2 separate regions of the Homo sapiens genome follow, and region 2 is linked to region 1. Evidence: chromatin loops called from intact Hi-C (ENCODE). Cell type or tissue: left ventricle myocardium inferior. All regions are shown on one strand.

Region 1 (8,000 bases):
CTGCACCTGGCCTATTATTTAATTTAATATAACTTAAGATTCTAAATTATGACAAGTTTGTTTACAAGTATTCAGCCCATTACATTCACCTAATTATTTTAATTGTTTACTTAGATTATTTATGAAAACTACAATAGACATGATTTAAAGTTATGAAATCACCATTGCAAAATTATAACTGAGACAGTGAAAAAGATATGACCTAGCTGACTCCATCCTGCTTCTAATCTCCAAACTGTCCTTGTTCATTCCCGGACTTTGGGAGGAAGTTAGTTTATAGTTTAGGTTTGAAACAAAGATAGTAACAGTCCTTTCCCAAAACAAAGCTCCTTAAGGCCCACGGACTAGTCTGCCTAAAGGCACAAGATTAGAAGTTATGGTAATTTACTAAATAATTCAAGATGTAGTTATTGTCATTAAACCAATATTAATGTTTTATTAAAAATTATACAAGCAAAAACATAGATCATTCTGTTTTGAGCTGGGTTTATAGTTTTGTAACCCCTATGCCAAATTTTGACATCTTATAGTATTTGGCAGGGATAAGTTTTGCTTGAAATTGCTTGATTCATAAATGCAAACAAAAATGTATCCTGGCCATTCTTAAGATATTTCTAATATTACTCTACCAATAATGTTTTCTTTTTCTTTTTTTTTTGAAACAGAGTTTCGCTCTTGTTGCCTAGGCTGGAGAGCAATGGCACGATCTCAGCTCACAGCAACCTCCGTCTTCCGGGTTCAAGCCATTCTCCTGCCTCAGCCTCCTGACTAGCTGGGATTACAGGCATGCGCCACCACACCCGGCTAATTTTGTATTTTTAGTAGAGATGGGGTTTCTCCATGTTTGTCAGGCTGGTCTCGAACTGTGGACCTCAGATAATCCGCCCGCCTCTGCCTCCCAAAGTGCTGGGATTACAGGCATGAGCCACCGAGCCCGGCCATACTTTACCAATAATGTTAAAGCTAGCTTATTTATTAAAGATTTTATTTAAGTTACATAAACTTGAAAAAGCATTTGATTAGTCTTTTCTTTTTTCCTGATAATGCATTTGATTTAAGCACTTTTATTTTTCTTTAAGCCAATTAATTAGAGCTCTTTTATACATTTTTAGTAGTGAAACATTGTGTATGTGACACATAAATACATAGACATATTTATAGATTCATAAAGACCCTCTTTTTTTCTATCTTAGACTTGCAGATTTTTGATAACCTGTTTCACAACCCTAAGTAGTTGGCAGCTAAATAGCCTTAAATTTGCATATTAAAGAGAACAACTTAGGTGAAAATTAAATAGCAAAATTTACATCATAAAGTCCAGAGAGGAAAAAGTCTAGTGGTGCTAGAGGGAGACACTTTTATTTTTCTTTGAGCCAGATCAAACATAAAACTATGAAAATTTATCATGAGATTGTCTAAGGAGACCAATTTTATTCAGATAGGGACTACCTATCTTTTAACTGAATCTCTGAGCTCCGGGCAGGGTCCACACTGAGTCCTGGTTCTCTAACAAAAGGGAAAAGCCAGGCGCGGTGGCTCACGCCTGTAATCCCAGCACTTTGGGAGGCCGAGGCGGGTGGATCATGAGGTCAGGGAGTCAAGACCAGCCTGACCGACATGGTGAAACCCCATCTCTACTAAAAATACAAAAGAAAATTAGCTTGGCGTGATGGCAGGTGCCTGTAATCCCAGCTACTCAAGAGGCTGAGGCAGGAGAATTGCTTGAATCCGGGAGGCGGAGGTTGCAGTGAGCCGAGATCGCGCAACTGCACTCCAGCCTGGGCGACAGAGCAAGACTCCATCTCAAAAAAATAAATAAATAAATAAAATAGAAAAGGGAAAAAACTCTGTTGCAACTATTTCAGTAAAAAAAAAAAAAATCAGGTGAAAACAGAATTCGGTCAACTGAGAAGAAAGAAAGAAAAAAAAACTTTTGCTCAAAAAAAAAATGACAAGGTCCTAGGAGAGAAAAACAAATAAGAAGCAAACAAACAAAACAAAGAAACAAAAACGTAAAGGCCTTTTAAATACAAACAACGCACACACATCTTGGATGTTAGCCTTTTAATTAAGCTGACTTTTAACCACTGAGGTCCTTAAAATTTTTTTTTTTAATTTTATTACCATAGTTCAGCTAGGACAAAATGCTGCTATTTCAGAAGTACAGCCATTACTCTTTCAGTTTGGTCTGGCTGGCAAAAAAGGTTGCCTCGTTATGTAAATAAAGCCTCTTTAGTAGTCAACATTAAAAATCTTTCCTCTTTTTTTTTTTTTCCTTTTGTTGGCTCTTTTCTTCCCACTTCAGAGGCCTTGTTCCCCATAATTTAGAGTTCCCCTTTGGATTTGACCAAGTCAAGACGTGTGTCAGACCCAAAATGTGCTGCTTGCAGGCCTAGCTTTTCAGGGCTCTTACCCCCTGAACCGGATCAGTCCAACCGTGTCATGGCAACCTGGCACAGTGTGTCAGGGGCTCAAGGTGCAGGAGGGGTCAGCTCCTTATATGCACCTGCCAGCTGAGATTAGACCCTAAGCATGTTCTTCTTAAGGGGAAACCTATTTAGAGCTGCTGCACATCTTAGGGAGTATTCCTCCCAGACACCCTCACATGGTTCTCAGTTGCCTGAGAATGCCCTGAAAGGCTGAAGGGAGCAAGGTGCTCTTATTTCTTCAGCATGGAAGATTCCACACTCATGAGTTAGAAGGTTTGGAGTTAGTCCAATTCAATAAGGGAAAGGACACACACACACACACACACACACACACACAAAGACATAAACAGACAACAAAACAGGCAAAACTAACAATGATCACAAAAATTATATGATTTCTGAGCGCTGTAAGTGTAAGCAGAAATTAACACCAACTGGTTGTTATTGCTAACTTTAGTTGTTTAAAAAGAATTTGCAAGACAGAATCCCAAATCAGTTATCTTACCTAGTGATGGGGCCCAAGCTGAAAACTGCTCTTTGCCAATGGAGAAACAGGCAGGCTCACCTTTCTTGATGGAAGTGAGTGGAAACTCCCCACAAAAAAGGAGTTTTATTAATGGCAATTAAATCTCAGGCCCCCAACTGAAAAACGTTGGAAGATCAGGGATCCCTGGAGGAAAGAAGTCCCAGACTTCAGCAATCGTCCTATCAGTTTGGGCTATAAGGTGCCCAAGCCAGTACCAAGCACCAATAGGCAAGCTGCTACAGGCCGGGTCACCTTCACTCAGGATCCCTCTGTGGCTACCAGATGTCAATCGAGAATAATGGTGAGACAAGTCCCACTCATTTTAGGAGGTTTATTTGCCAAAGTTAAGGACATGTTCCCATGACAGAGCCTCAGGAAGTCCTGACGACATATGCCCAAGGTGGTCAGAACACAGCTTAGTTTTATACATTTTAAGGAGATGTGAGACATCAATCAATATACAAAAGAAGTACATTGGTTCTGTCTAGAAAGGTGGGGATAACTCGAAGCAGGGAGAGGGCTTCCAGGTCACATGTAGGTGGAGAGAAAAATGGTTGCATTCTTTTGAGTTTCTGATGAAACTTTCCAAAGGAGGCAAACAGAATATGTGTGTATCTCAGTGAGCAAAGGGATGATTTTGAATAGAATGGGAGGCAGATTTGCCCTGTGCAGTTCCCAGCTAGAATTTTTCCTTTAGCTTAGTGATTTTGGGGGCCCAAGATATTTTCCTTTCACAATATTAAACACATTACAATTTAAGAAGCCTTGCAAATTTTTTGAACTAAAACTTTTTTCTGCTCTGCATATGTTTTGCCACCATCAGTTGTAACACAATTTAATAGATTTCCACTTCTGGTTGTACTGAACTAGTGTTTTCTCAACTTCTTTGAAAATATTTTCACCTGTAATTGTTTCATGCAGACTATTCATAGAGGCTAATTTACTTACTTCATATTCATCATTGAATTGTTGAATAAAAAACAGCTGAACAGTACTGGTAACACACATTCATCAAGAGCAAGGAAATCCACTTCAGATCATTGCTTTTTTTTTTTTTTTTTTTTTGAGATGGAGTGTCACTCACTCTATCACCCAAGCTGGAGTGCAATCGCAGGATCTCAGCTCACTGCAACTTCCACCTCCCGGGTTCAAGTGATTCTCCTGCCTCAGGCTCCTGAGTAGCTGGGATTACAGGTGACCACCACCATGCCCGGCTAATTTTTGTATTTTTAGTAGAGACGTGGTTTCACCATGTTGGCCAGGCTGGTCTTGCACTCCTGACCTCAAGTGATCCACCCGTCTCAGCCTCCCAAAGTGCTGGGATTACAGGTGCCTTCTCTTTTAACAGACTATTGCATTGCTCTTGGGGAAATGAAATAATCCTGCCGCAAAAAGATTCCTCCCTGTCAATATAGATGAGTGAGAGAATGTAATTTCTTATTGAGTAAGCAATAACAGATTACATGCATGTAAGGTAGCCTGAAAATGACTACAAGGTTAAGACAAAATTGCACATAACTTATACAGCAAAGCAGAAGAAAGAACAATATCTCCTCAAGGGACAAAGGACTGTGCCTCCTGAAAAATCTCCTGTGCGTCCAGCAAGAGACCCTTGTTTACATATCTAGAGGTCATTTGGCACACAACCTTGGAGTTACATCCGTATTGTAAAAACTGGAGTCTAGGCTTAATCCCTAGAGAGATTCCAAATATTAGAGTAAGGACCCAAATTTATTTTGTATCCAAGGAGTAACTCTAAGAACTCTAAGAGAGGAGTCTGGGTGCAGTGGCTCAGGCCTGTAATCCCAACACTTTGGGAGGCTGATCCCAGGAGTTTGAGACCAGCCCTGGGCAACATGGTGAGACCCCATCTCTACAAATTTTTTTTTTTTTTTTTTTTGAGACCAAGTCTTGGTCTGTCGCCCAGGCTGGAGTGCGATGGTGCGATCGCAGCTCAAGGCAACCTCCGCCTCCTGGGTTCAAGTGATTCCCCTGCTTCAGCCTCCCAAGTAGCTGGGATTACAGGCACGCACCATCATGCCCAGCTAATTTTTGTATTTTTAGTAGAGATGGGGTTTCACCATGTTGGCCAGGCTGGTCTCAACCCCCTGATTTCAAGTGATCCACCTGCCTTGGCCTCCCAAAGTGCTGGGATTACGGGCACAAGCCACTGCACCCAGCCAAAAAATAAATATATATATTTTTAATTAGCTGGGCTTAGTGGCACAGGGCTATCATCCCAGCTATTCAGGAAGCCGAGCCAAGTGGATCCCTTGAGCCTGGGAGGTTGAGTCTGCTGCAGTGAACCATGATTGTGCCACTGCACTCCAGTCTGGGTGACAGAGCAGGACCCTGACTCAAAAAAAAAAAAAAGAAAAAGAAAGGAAGAAAGAAAAGGAGAAAAAAATGAAAGGAGAGAGAGGAAATGGTTTATTTGCCCTTTATAAATGGAGAAAATAACTTTTATTTATCCTTACACTCCCAATGTCCTCAGCTCTACAAGCAACTGTTATCACCAAAAGGCAAATTGTCTTAAGCAAGCTTATTTTCCTTGGACACACTTTTTTGGCTGCTACAATCAATAATGTAGTCCAGGCGCGGTGGCTCACGCCTGTAATCCCAGCACTTTGGGAGGCCGAGGCGGGCGGATCATGAGGTCAGGAGATCAAGACCATGGTGAAACCCCGTCTCTACTAAAAAAAATACAAAAAAATTAGCTGGGCGCGGTGGCAGGTGCCTGTAGTCCCAGCTACTCTGGAGGCTGAGGCAGGAGAATGGCGTGAACCCAGGAGGCGGAGTTTGCAGTGAGCCGAGATTGCACCACTGCACCCCAGCTTGGGTGACAGAGCAAGACTCCGTCTCAAAAAAAAAAAAAAATCAATAATGTATTTGGGGCTAGTTTACCAACAAATATTAAGACGGGATTCTTTAATTGCTCAAACCATTCTGGGCGCTAAACTGGTGTTCACTGGGGTTTGGAATAAACAGATACAAAGGGTATGCTTGTACTTTGCAGCCTGATACCTGTAGGCTAGTGGCCTGTAATTCCAAATCATGAGAGGGTGCAACAGGGCAGGTATCAAGTGTTCTTATGCCTTTTACAGCCTCTCCTGAGGCAAAATTGAGGCCTCTCCTTAGTGACACATATTTATAATTCTGCTCCATTTGAAATACAGCCTCCCAAGTAGAGGGGACTACAGGTGCGTGCAACCATGCAGCTAATTTTTTTAATTTTTTATAGAGATGAGGTCTCACTATATTGCCCAAGCTGGTCTCAAACTCCTGGGCTCAGATGACCCTCCCAGTTCAGCCTCCCAAAGTGCTGGGATTACAGTTGTCAACCACCCTGCCCAGCAAAAGTGACCCTTTTTGATATGCAAATATAACTCCTAGAAGAAATGTGTGTGGAGAAATTACTTGGTGTGATTAAGTACTGGGAATAGAGAGACGTGGGTGAGAATAATAAGAAAAGGGGTAAAAAATATTAAAACCACCTTTGCAAAATTATGACACACATTGAAAGAGATCGAACTTAATCAACTCCATCTTGCTTCTAACCTCCAAGCTCTGCTTGTTCATTCCTGGGTGTAGGCTGAACTAACTTTGAGAGAAACTTAGTTTATAGTTTAAAACAAAGATGGTAACAGCCCTTTCCCAAAGCAGACCTCCTTCTTGCCTGGGTACTAGATTGCCTTTGTAGGACTAACATTAGCCACAAGATCAGAAATCATGGTTTAGGAGTCATGCAGCTGGAGATTAAAAGATTCTGACCCTCCCTAAACTGCTCCTAAGATCAGTGCTTGAGATATTTTGCAGACCCTGCACTTGATGGATCAGCTGGCACCACCCAGATGGATAAACTGGCTCATCTGATCTTGTGGCTCCACCCAGGAACGGACTCAGTGCAAGAGGACAGCTTTGACTCCCTGTGATTTCATCCCTGACCAGTCAGCACACCCAGCTCACTGGCTTCCCCCTGCCCATCAAGTTGTCCTTAAAACTCTGCTCCCAGAATATTTGGGGAGGCTGATTTGAGTAATAATAAAACTCCAGTCTCCCACACAGCTGGCTCTGTGTGAATTACTCTTTCTCTATTGCAGTTCCCCTGTTTTGAGAAATCTGCTCTGTCTAGGCAGCGGACAAAGAGAACCTCTTGGAAAGTTATATTATGGAATGGCTGAAGGACTTTTAAAAATATTTAAAGAGGCTGGGCACCGTGGCTCATGCCTATAATCCTAGCACTTTGGGAGGCCAAGGCAGGCGGATCATGAGGTCAGGAGTTCGAGACCAATCTGGCCAACATGGTGAAACCCCGTCTCTACTAAAAATACAAAAATTAGCTGGGCGTGGTGGCGGGCACCTGTAATCCCAGCTACTTGGGAGGCCGAGGCAGGAGAATTGCTTGAACCCAGGAGGCAGAGGTTGCAGTGAGCCTAGATCGTGCCACTGCACTCCAGCCTGGGTGACAGAGCAAGACTCTATCTCGGAAAACAAACAAACAAATAAAATATATTTAAAGAATGGCCGGGTGCAGTGGCTCATGCCTGTAATCCTAGCACTTTGAGAGGTCTAGGTGGGTGGAATACTTGAGGCCAGGAGTTCGAGACCAGCCTGGCCAACATGGCGAAACCCCCATCTCTACTAAAAATACAAAAAATTAGCTGGGTGTGGTGGTAGGCACCTGTAATCCCAGATACTCAGGAGCCTGAGGCAGGAGAATCACTTGAACCCAGAAGGTGGGGGTTGCAGTGAGCTGGAATCACACCACTGCATTCCAACCTAGGCAACAGAGCGTGATTCTGTCTCAAAAAAAAGCCATATTTTTTATATCTATTTTATATATATATAAAATATATATATAAATAAAATATATATACACACACATATTTAAAGAACATTGATGTCCAAATATTCAATTTTGACTTGTTTATATAGGTATATTTTTTCCTTATATTACCCCCAAATATTCGGTAATGCCTGCTACTCATACAGATGCCTTCCATAAGAAATTTGGGGAGGGCAGGAAATAAAGAAATAATTATATT
Region 2 (8,000 bases), 250 kb before region 1:
TGTTTCACCCAAAAGTTGTAACTGGCAAAATGTGCTCTTACTTTCCCTATGTTCTTATGTTATCTTTCCACATTCCATTAAAATATTACAGTATAACCACTGCTCTGTGAGAAGATAATAGACAAATCAACAAGGAGCTTCTTGAAGCCAGGGATTGTTCTATTCATTTTTGGATACACTGTATTATGTATAGTGTCTTGTACAGAATATGAGCTTAATAAACTGTTTACTAAAAGTGGGCAAAAATGACCAAGAGCTAGTTCATTTTAAATTAGTCATAAGAAGAATTCAAGCAGGAACTATTCAGATTCTCAAACAGGTGTTTCTCCTGGTAGCTATTAATATTATCTCTGGATTAGAGATGAATTTTACTATATCCTAATCCCTTTTTTTTTTCTTTTCTTTTTTTAGACGGAGTCTCACTCTGTCACCAGGCTGGAGTACAGTGGCATGATCTTGGTGCACTGCAACGTCTGCCTCCCAGGTTCAGGGGATTCTCTTCCCTCAGCCTCCCGAGTAAGCTGGGACTACAGGCACCTGCCACCATGCCTGGCTTATTTTTGTATTCTTAATAGAGATGGGGTTTTGCCATGTTGGCCAGTCTGGTCTGGAACTCCTGACCTCAGGTGATCTGCCTGCCTCAGCCTCCCAAAGTGCTGGGATTACAGGTGTGAGCCACCACGCTGGCCTTAATCCCTTTCTGAATCTTCTGAGGAGCCAACAGAAGGAGGCCTCTACATAGCCAGCCTGCTTGGCTGATTCAAATCCAAAATCCTGACCCTAGGCCTTATTAGGGAGCGACAAAGCATGTGGATTCTCAGACATTAGTTTGCCATTTTTCAATAACCATCCTTTACTGTCATAAGAAATAGTTTGTAAGAAAGTGAGATAATAAAAAAATGAGTGAGTGTAGAAGCTGAGGCAGGAAGAAACACTATCTTTATGGGAAACAGCATCTTCTTCAGAACCCAGATTTCCACTTTTAAGCCAGAATTACCCAGTTTTAGGACAAGGACACTCCCTCCCCACTCCTTATAAGAGCCTTCCTTATGAGAGCCTAACCCTACTGTACCTTCCTAGGCAAGGGTAGGAGGTACAATAAGGCAGTCAGTCCCTGGTTCTGTCACTGAGCAGTAAAGTAGTAAAATCTTTCTACTGCTAGAAAAAGCAGGATGGGGTGCCCTAGGGCCCCTTTAATAGCCCTGGTGAAGACAGGGCATGGGCACAGTAATCCTGACACAACAGCTCATGAGAAGAAAACCAGAGAAAGAATGGCTGATGTCTGAACGAAGCATGCGAGAAATGAGTTTTCTCCCCTGCCTTTGCCCAATCTTCAAGCTCAAGCCCAGAATGGCAGGATGTGATCCTGCTCCCCCAATACACACAGTCCCAGGTAAGACAAAGCTCTCTGTGACTTACAAATGGAACTTCTCCTCCCAAACAGGATTCAAGTTTCCAAAAATGGTCTTGGTACGCTTCTTAGTTTTGCTGACTTGCACAGTCACGTAAGGGTCACTGGATCCTGTTTTGTCCTTGGCTTGTAGGCCCTGGGCACACACCACTGCAACCCAAGCATGTATAGGAGGCTTCAGAGTCGTTCAGAAGCCCCCCACAACACTACTCATATGCTTTCCATCTTAGAGCAGTCTATGCTCCTTGCACAGATACCGTAATCCCATTCCTCCATATTTATTCTTTGTCCTGGGCCACCAGCCTTTCCCTTAAAGCCCAAGCATCCCATCTCCCTACCCAAGCCCTAACTGACCACTTATCTCTATATTGATCTTTACACCCTCTGATATATACATGCTTCAGCCCCACCCAGTTAGCAAACCACTGGTTAGCTACTCCCTGGTCCCCTGCCCTTCCCCTTCCCCCTCCCCCCACCTCTTATAATATCAAACTGTTAGCCAAGTCTACAGCGTTAGGTTGTTAGCAAATCCTTGTATTATGGTTCATGTTGTTTGCAGATAGCAATCTTGCCTCTCCGGCACCAGGGTCTAGGTAAGGAGAAGTGATTAATAAAGAGGCCTTTCCTTCCCAGTGATTTCCTTTTTCTTTCTCCCTAATCCCTTGCTCCCTCACGCTCAGGATGTTTCTTCCCCAGTCTCCTCCCCATAGCCCAGGCCTTCCTGTCCCCTCAAACTGTGGCCTGCTCACCAGTAATGGTGATCTTGGCTGACCATTTGGAGGTGCCATCCAGTACACTCTGCTTCACTGTTTTCATCTGCTGCACATGGGCAGCTTTGTTCACTGTGAAGACGTCCCGGATAACTTCAAAGATCTCTGGCTTATTTCGCTCTCGGATCTTCATGCGGTCCTTCATGGCCATGATAATGTTCTGGGTCCGGTCCTCAGCTCCATGTTTACAGCTCTTTTCTGCAGCCCCTGAAGGTGGCCAGGAACACAACAGGTCACCTACCAGACCAAGGGTTGAGCTGAGGAATGGGGCCTGGGAGAGGCTGCAGAGCAGTGGAGAAACTATGCAGCCAGCCTGGTTGCTAGTTCTCAGCAATTAAGCAAGGGCCCTCTGGCACCTGCACTTGCCACCCCTTCATGATGGATTTTGGCCAAGTCATTACTAGCATTTGTCTTCAGGCAGTCTTTTCAGAGCCCATCTCTTCCGCTGACTCTGTCCTACCTGTCTCTTCACGTCTAACCTAGCCTTGCCATTGGCACCAATTTGAGGCTCTTCAAAGGACATTTTCCATGAATAATTGCTCAAGGCCTCTCCCTGGTCCCCTTTTATATGTCATAGCTGTCCTTGGGATAATGAAGTACTTGTGGGTCTAGAGGTGACCTTCCCTTCTCCTAGCACAATCTTTAAAGCTTTCAGTGCTACAGCTTGGCTTGTGGGTAATACCTGGGAGGTCTGGAGGGCAGGAAAATAGTTTCCCACTTCCTTCACCCCTGCTTTTCCTGGGGTCCAGCCACAGTGAGTGCAAGGCCAGCAGGAGGGGAGCAAGGAGATATGAACTTTGAGCGCTACCATTTCCTCTAACAAGAACTTGTTGCTTTTCCTGCTCCTATTGTCCCCACTCCATCATGGCAGGACAAGTCATATATTTAGCCAAGGCCCTGGGGGTCTGGTATACTCTCCTCTTGGACCTCTACCAGATTCATTTGACATTTCTATTTCTGGCACTATTGTCTAAAAACAAGTAATGAATGCTGCCTTCCCTGAGTCCTAGATTCTAGGCTTTAGGAGGTTCCTCTGTGGGGCCTGGAACCCCACAAAACTCTATTTCTTTCCTCTCATTAGCCTCAGATCCTGATGCTTTTGTCATTTGGACAATAAGGCCGCTGTGCTGTATACACTACAAAGCTCAGTCTCTGGGATCAACTGAATCCTATAAGATTCTAGCTACACTACCACAGAAAGCTCAAAGAATTTTTCCTAAAGGTGCTTAAGAAGGTAGTGTAAGACCTGTTATTTGGAAAGGCAATGCCCCTTGATTCAGAATCCTACCTTCTCTGAAATGGATAGGGTTTCAGAATCAGGTGGACTGGGGGAATGATTGGTTCAGCCATCCCAGCTCTTTGCTGCAGACTATTTTGGAAAGCCCCTGCTGCCCCACTCCCCGCCCCTCATCCCGCAGGGCACTCACGCTGCAGGCAGTCAGCATTGAGCAGATCCTGGCACTTCTCATGGCACTTGACTCCACATTCGCTGCAGCGCATGCCCTGCCGGGCAATGCCCCAGAGCAGGCCTTCACACTCATAGCAGTAGGTTGGGGTAGTGGCCGTCCAGACCTCAAAGTTATGAGGAGTGGTGCACGAAATGGGGTAGATTAAGGCCTGCAGGGTTTTCTTATACACGTGGGATTTCTGAAAGACACATACCCCATCCCATGATTTTTGTTTTTTGTTTGTTTTGAGACAGAGTCTTGCTCTGTTGCCCAGGCTGGAGTGCAGTGGTATGATCTCGGCTCATTGCAACCTCCACCTCCCAGGTTCAAGCAATTCTCCTGCCTTGGCCCCCAAGTAGCTGGGATTACATGCACATGCTACCATGCCCAGCTAATTTTTGTATTTTTAGTAGAGACAGGGTTTCACCATGTTGGTCAGGCTTGTCTCGAACTCCTGACCTCAAGTGATCCACCTGCCTTGGCCTCCCAAAGTGCTGGGATTACAGGCATAAGCCAACATGCCTGGTCCCCATGACTTTTGGGTTCTGCAGGGAGATACCAGAACTGAGACCCTGTGGGACAATCAGGACCTTGATTTCGTGTCTCCTCTGGCAATGAAGAAGATGCTCTATCCTGGCCCAGCCCAGAGCCCAGCATAGCAGAATGAGGCCCACAATATAGTGTGCTTCTGGTTGTCCAACACAGGTTGGACCTGATGCTGGATCCGAGCCTTGTTCCAGCATTCACGCTTTCTAAGAAAACAGAAGGTACTAGGTCCATCATAAAACCTTGAGTTCAGTGGTCACACCCTTCAACATGAGACTTGGGCTTACTCTCTGATCTAGACTTGCTTAGAGTCTTTCCCAGTGTGGAAAACTAACACCTGATGCTATCTATCTTTTTCATCAGCAATGTGTGTCCAGCACTCTTGAATTCCCAGAATTCCCAATTATTAATAGCATGGCTACAGAGATGATCACCAGTCCTGAGGCCAGTGGACTTACGAAAGCACTTGGGACACTTACCAGCTCTTCGTCCTTAAGAGAAGTGCGTGTAGCCATTGCAGAAGTGATTCCTGCCTTCCGAGACTGGACCAGTGACTGTCAGGGAAGATCTGCTGTTAGCCCTGACCACTGCCAAGGGCTGGCAAAGTCTGGGGGAGGGAGCTTCAGTGACCAAAGCCACTTGACTATAGCTTACTACAGTACTTTCTATTTTTATTGTCACTCACAGCAACCGCCCTAACAGGTGACAAGTGTCCCAGGTTAAGATGCAAAACCCAAGGCCCTCAGGGGGCTGCTCTAACTATGTTAGAACAGCACTTTCTTCAGGGTATCTATCATCCAAAGAGTTTCTTTTTCTTTCACTCTTCTTAGTGTCCTACCCCACAGAAACTCCTTGTTTATGGGAAGGCAAAGGAAAATGAAAAGCTTAGAACTATAGTAGGAAACAGGTAATTAAGAATAATAGAGACACACAACTCTGTCAGAGTCACATTCAAGAGCCATTATGGAGAAAAATGATTCCATGCTAACCTCTATACCTTGGCACCTCCCCAAGCCCACATAATCCCTGGATGGCTGCAGAGGCCAGCAGGCCTACAAGTAGGGCACTTGGCAAGTGAAAAGGGCATTGAAGCCTCAGTCAAATCAAGCAGGACAGAGAGTTAAGTCTGAGAGCTGGGGCTGCCTTGCTAGCCACACTCTTGCATAGGGGGCCCCATGTATCTGCCAAGCCCAGAGAGTTAAGTCTGAGAGCTGGGGCTGCCTTGCTAGCCACACTCTTGCACAGGGGCCCCATGTATCTGCCAAGCCCAGAGAGTTAAGTCTGAGAGCTGGGGCTGCCTTGCTAGCCACACTCTTGCACAGGGCCCGATGTATATGCCAAGCCCAGAGAGTTAAGTCTGAGAGCTGGGGCTGCCTTGCTAGCCACACTCTTGCACAGGGCCCATGTATCTGCCAAGCACAGAGAGTTAAGTCTGAGAGCTGGGGCTGCCTTGCTAGCCACACTCTTGCACAGGGGCCCCATGTATCTGCCAAGCCCAGAGAGTTAAGTCTGAGAGCTGGGGCTGCCTTGCTAGCCACACTCTTGCACAGGGGCCCCATGTATCTGCCAAGCCCAGAGAGTTAAGTCTGAGAGCTGGGGCTGCCTTGCTAGCCACACTCTTGCACAGGGCCCCATGTATCTGCCAAGCCCAGAGAGTTAAGTCTGAGAGCTGGGGCTGCCTTGCTAGCCACACTCTTGCACAGGGCCCCATGTATCTGCCAAGCCCAGAGAGTTAAGTCTGAGAGCTGGGGCTGCCTTGCTAGCCACACTCTTGCACAGGGGCCCCATGTATCTGCCAAGCCCAGAGAGTTAAGTCTGAGAGCTGGGGCTGCCTTGCTAGCCACACTCTTGCACAGGGGCCCCATGTATCTGCCAAGCCCAGAGAGTTAAGTCTGAGAGCTGGGGCTGCCTTGCTAGCCACACTCTTGCACAGGGGCCCCATGTATCTGCCAAGCCCAGAGAGTTAAGTCTGAGAGCTGGGGCTGCCTTGCTAGCCACACTCTTGCACAGGGCCCCATGTATCTGCCAAGCCCAGAGAGTTAAGTCTGAGAGCTGGGGCTGCCTTGCTAGCCACACTCTTGCACAGGGGCCCCATGTATCTGCCAAGCCCAGAGAGTTAAGTCTGAGAGCTGGGGCTGCCTTGCTAGCCACACTCTTGCACAGGGCCCCATGTATCTGCCAAGCCCAGAGAGTTAAGTCTGAGAGCTGGGGCTGCCTTGCTAGCCACACTCTTGCACAGGGCCCCATGTATCTGCCAAGCACAGAGAGTTAAGTCTGAGAGCTGGGGCTGCCTTGCTAGCCACACTCTTGCACAGGGGCCCATGTATCTGCCAAGCCCAGAGAGTTAAGTCTGAGAGCTGGGGCTGCCTTGCTAGCCACACTCTTGCACAGGGCCCCATGTATCTGCCAAGCACAGAGAGTTAAGTCTGAGAGCTGGGGCTGCCTTGCTAGCCACACTCTTGCACAGGGCCCCATGTATCTGCCAAGCCCAGAGAGTTAAGTCTGAGAGCTGGGGCTGCCTTGCTAGCCACACTCTTGCACAGGGGCCCCATGTATCTGCCAAGCCCAGAGAGTTAAGTCTGAGAGCTGGGGCTGCCTTGCTAGCCACACTCTTGCACAGGGCCCCATGTATCTGCCAAGCACAGAGAGTTAAGTCTGAGAGCTGGGGCTGCCTTGCTAGCCACACTCTTGCACAGGGCCCATGTATCTGCCAAGCCCAGAGAGTTAAGTCTGAGAGCTGGGGCTGCCTTGCTAGCCACACTCTTGCACAGGGGCCCCATGTATCTGCCAAGCCCAGAGAGTTAAGTCTGAGAGCTGGGGCTGCCTTGCTAGCCACACTCTTGCACAGGGCCCCATGTATCTGCCAAGCACAGAGAGTTAAGTCTGAGAGCTGGGGCTGCCTTGCTAGCCACACTCTTGCACAGGGGCCCATGTATCTGCCAAGCCCAGAGAGTTAAGTCTGAGAGCTGGGGCTGCCTTGCTAGCCACACTCTTGCACAGGGGCCCCATGTATCTGCCAAGCCCAGAGAGTTAAGTCTGAGAGCTGGGGCTGCCTTGCTAGCCACACTCTTGCACAGGGGCCCCATGTATCTGCCAAGCCCAGAGAGTTAAGTCTGAGAGCTGGGGCTGCCTTGCTAGCCACACTCTTGCACAGGGGCCCCATGTATCTGCCAAGCCCAGAGAGTTAAGTCTGAGAGCTGGGGCTGCCTTGCTAGCCACACTCTTGCACAGGGCCCATGTATCTGCCAAGCCCAAGCTTTAGGGGCAGCCCCTGGAGAGGCACATGGTTTCCTAAAGGCAGAGGACGCTGAGAAGGCAGAAGTCATAATATCAGCCTAAGCAGGAGGAACAGCTGGGAAGGGCCCAAGTGATTTGGGATGAGGATTTTGTTTGTTTGTTTGTTTGTTTGGAGACAGAGTCTTGCACTGTCGCCCAGGCAGGAGTGCAGTGGTGCGATCTCAGCTCATTGCAACTTCCGCCTCCCGGGTTCAAGCGATTCTCCTGCCTCAGCCTCCCAAGTAGCTGAGATTACAGGTACTCGCCACCACGGCTGGCTAATTTTTTTGTATTTTTAGTAGAAACAGTGTTTCACTATGTTGGTCAGGCTAGTCTCGAACTCCTGACCTTGTGATCCGCCCGCCTCAGCCTCCCAAAGTGCTGGGATTACAGGCATGAGCCACTGCAACCAGCCAGGGATGCAGACTTTTAAAGAGGATGAGAAAGGGCTCTGGAGACACTCACCATAGCCTGCGTAGAGGACAGCAGAGAAAAGAACAACATGATGTTAAAGGCTCGAAAGGGCATGAAAACTTTCAGAGGCAACTG

Evidence for each region. Peaks named below come from ENCODE experiments on the same cell type or tissue, not always from the same donor. Only the 100,000 strongest peaks of a DNase experiment are listed, where the experiment ranks them.
Region 2: it touches region 1 in a loop (3-fold over the local background); 27 of 110 quality-filtered maps call a loop at or near these places.

The regions. Positions count from the first base shown.
Region 1 is chr9:35,121,776-35,129,775 of GRCh38, reverse strand. No RefSeq gene overlaps it. Among named protein-coding and RNA genes, the nearest start is that of ATOSB, 9.9 kb to the right of the region's middle. In left ventricle myocardium inferior, no CTCF peak of the experiment used is centred here; no DNase peak of the experiment used is centred here.
Region 2 is chr9:35,371,856-35,379,855 of GRCh38, reverse strand. It overlaps UNC13B (unc-13 homolog B), which reads right to left. Exons shown (of 40, transcript NM_001371189.2): 14 at 4,655-4,729; 15 at 3,609-3,828; 16 at 2,161-2,388; 17 at 1,420-1,561. Among named protein-coding and RNA genes, the nearest start is that of RUSC2, 110 kb to the left of the region's middle. RefSeq lists an enhancer at 6,033-6,585. In left ventricle myocardium inferior, no CTCF peak of the experiment used is centred here; no DNase peak of the experiment used is centred here.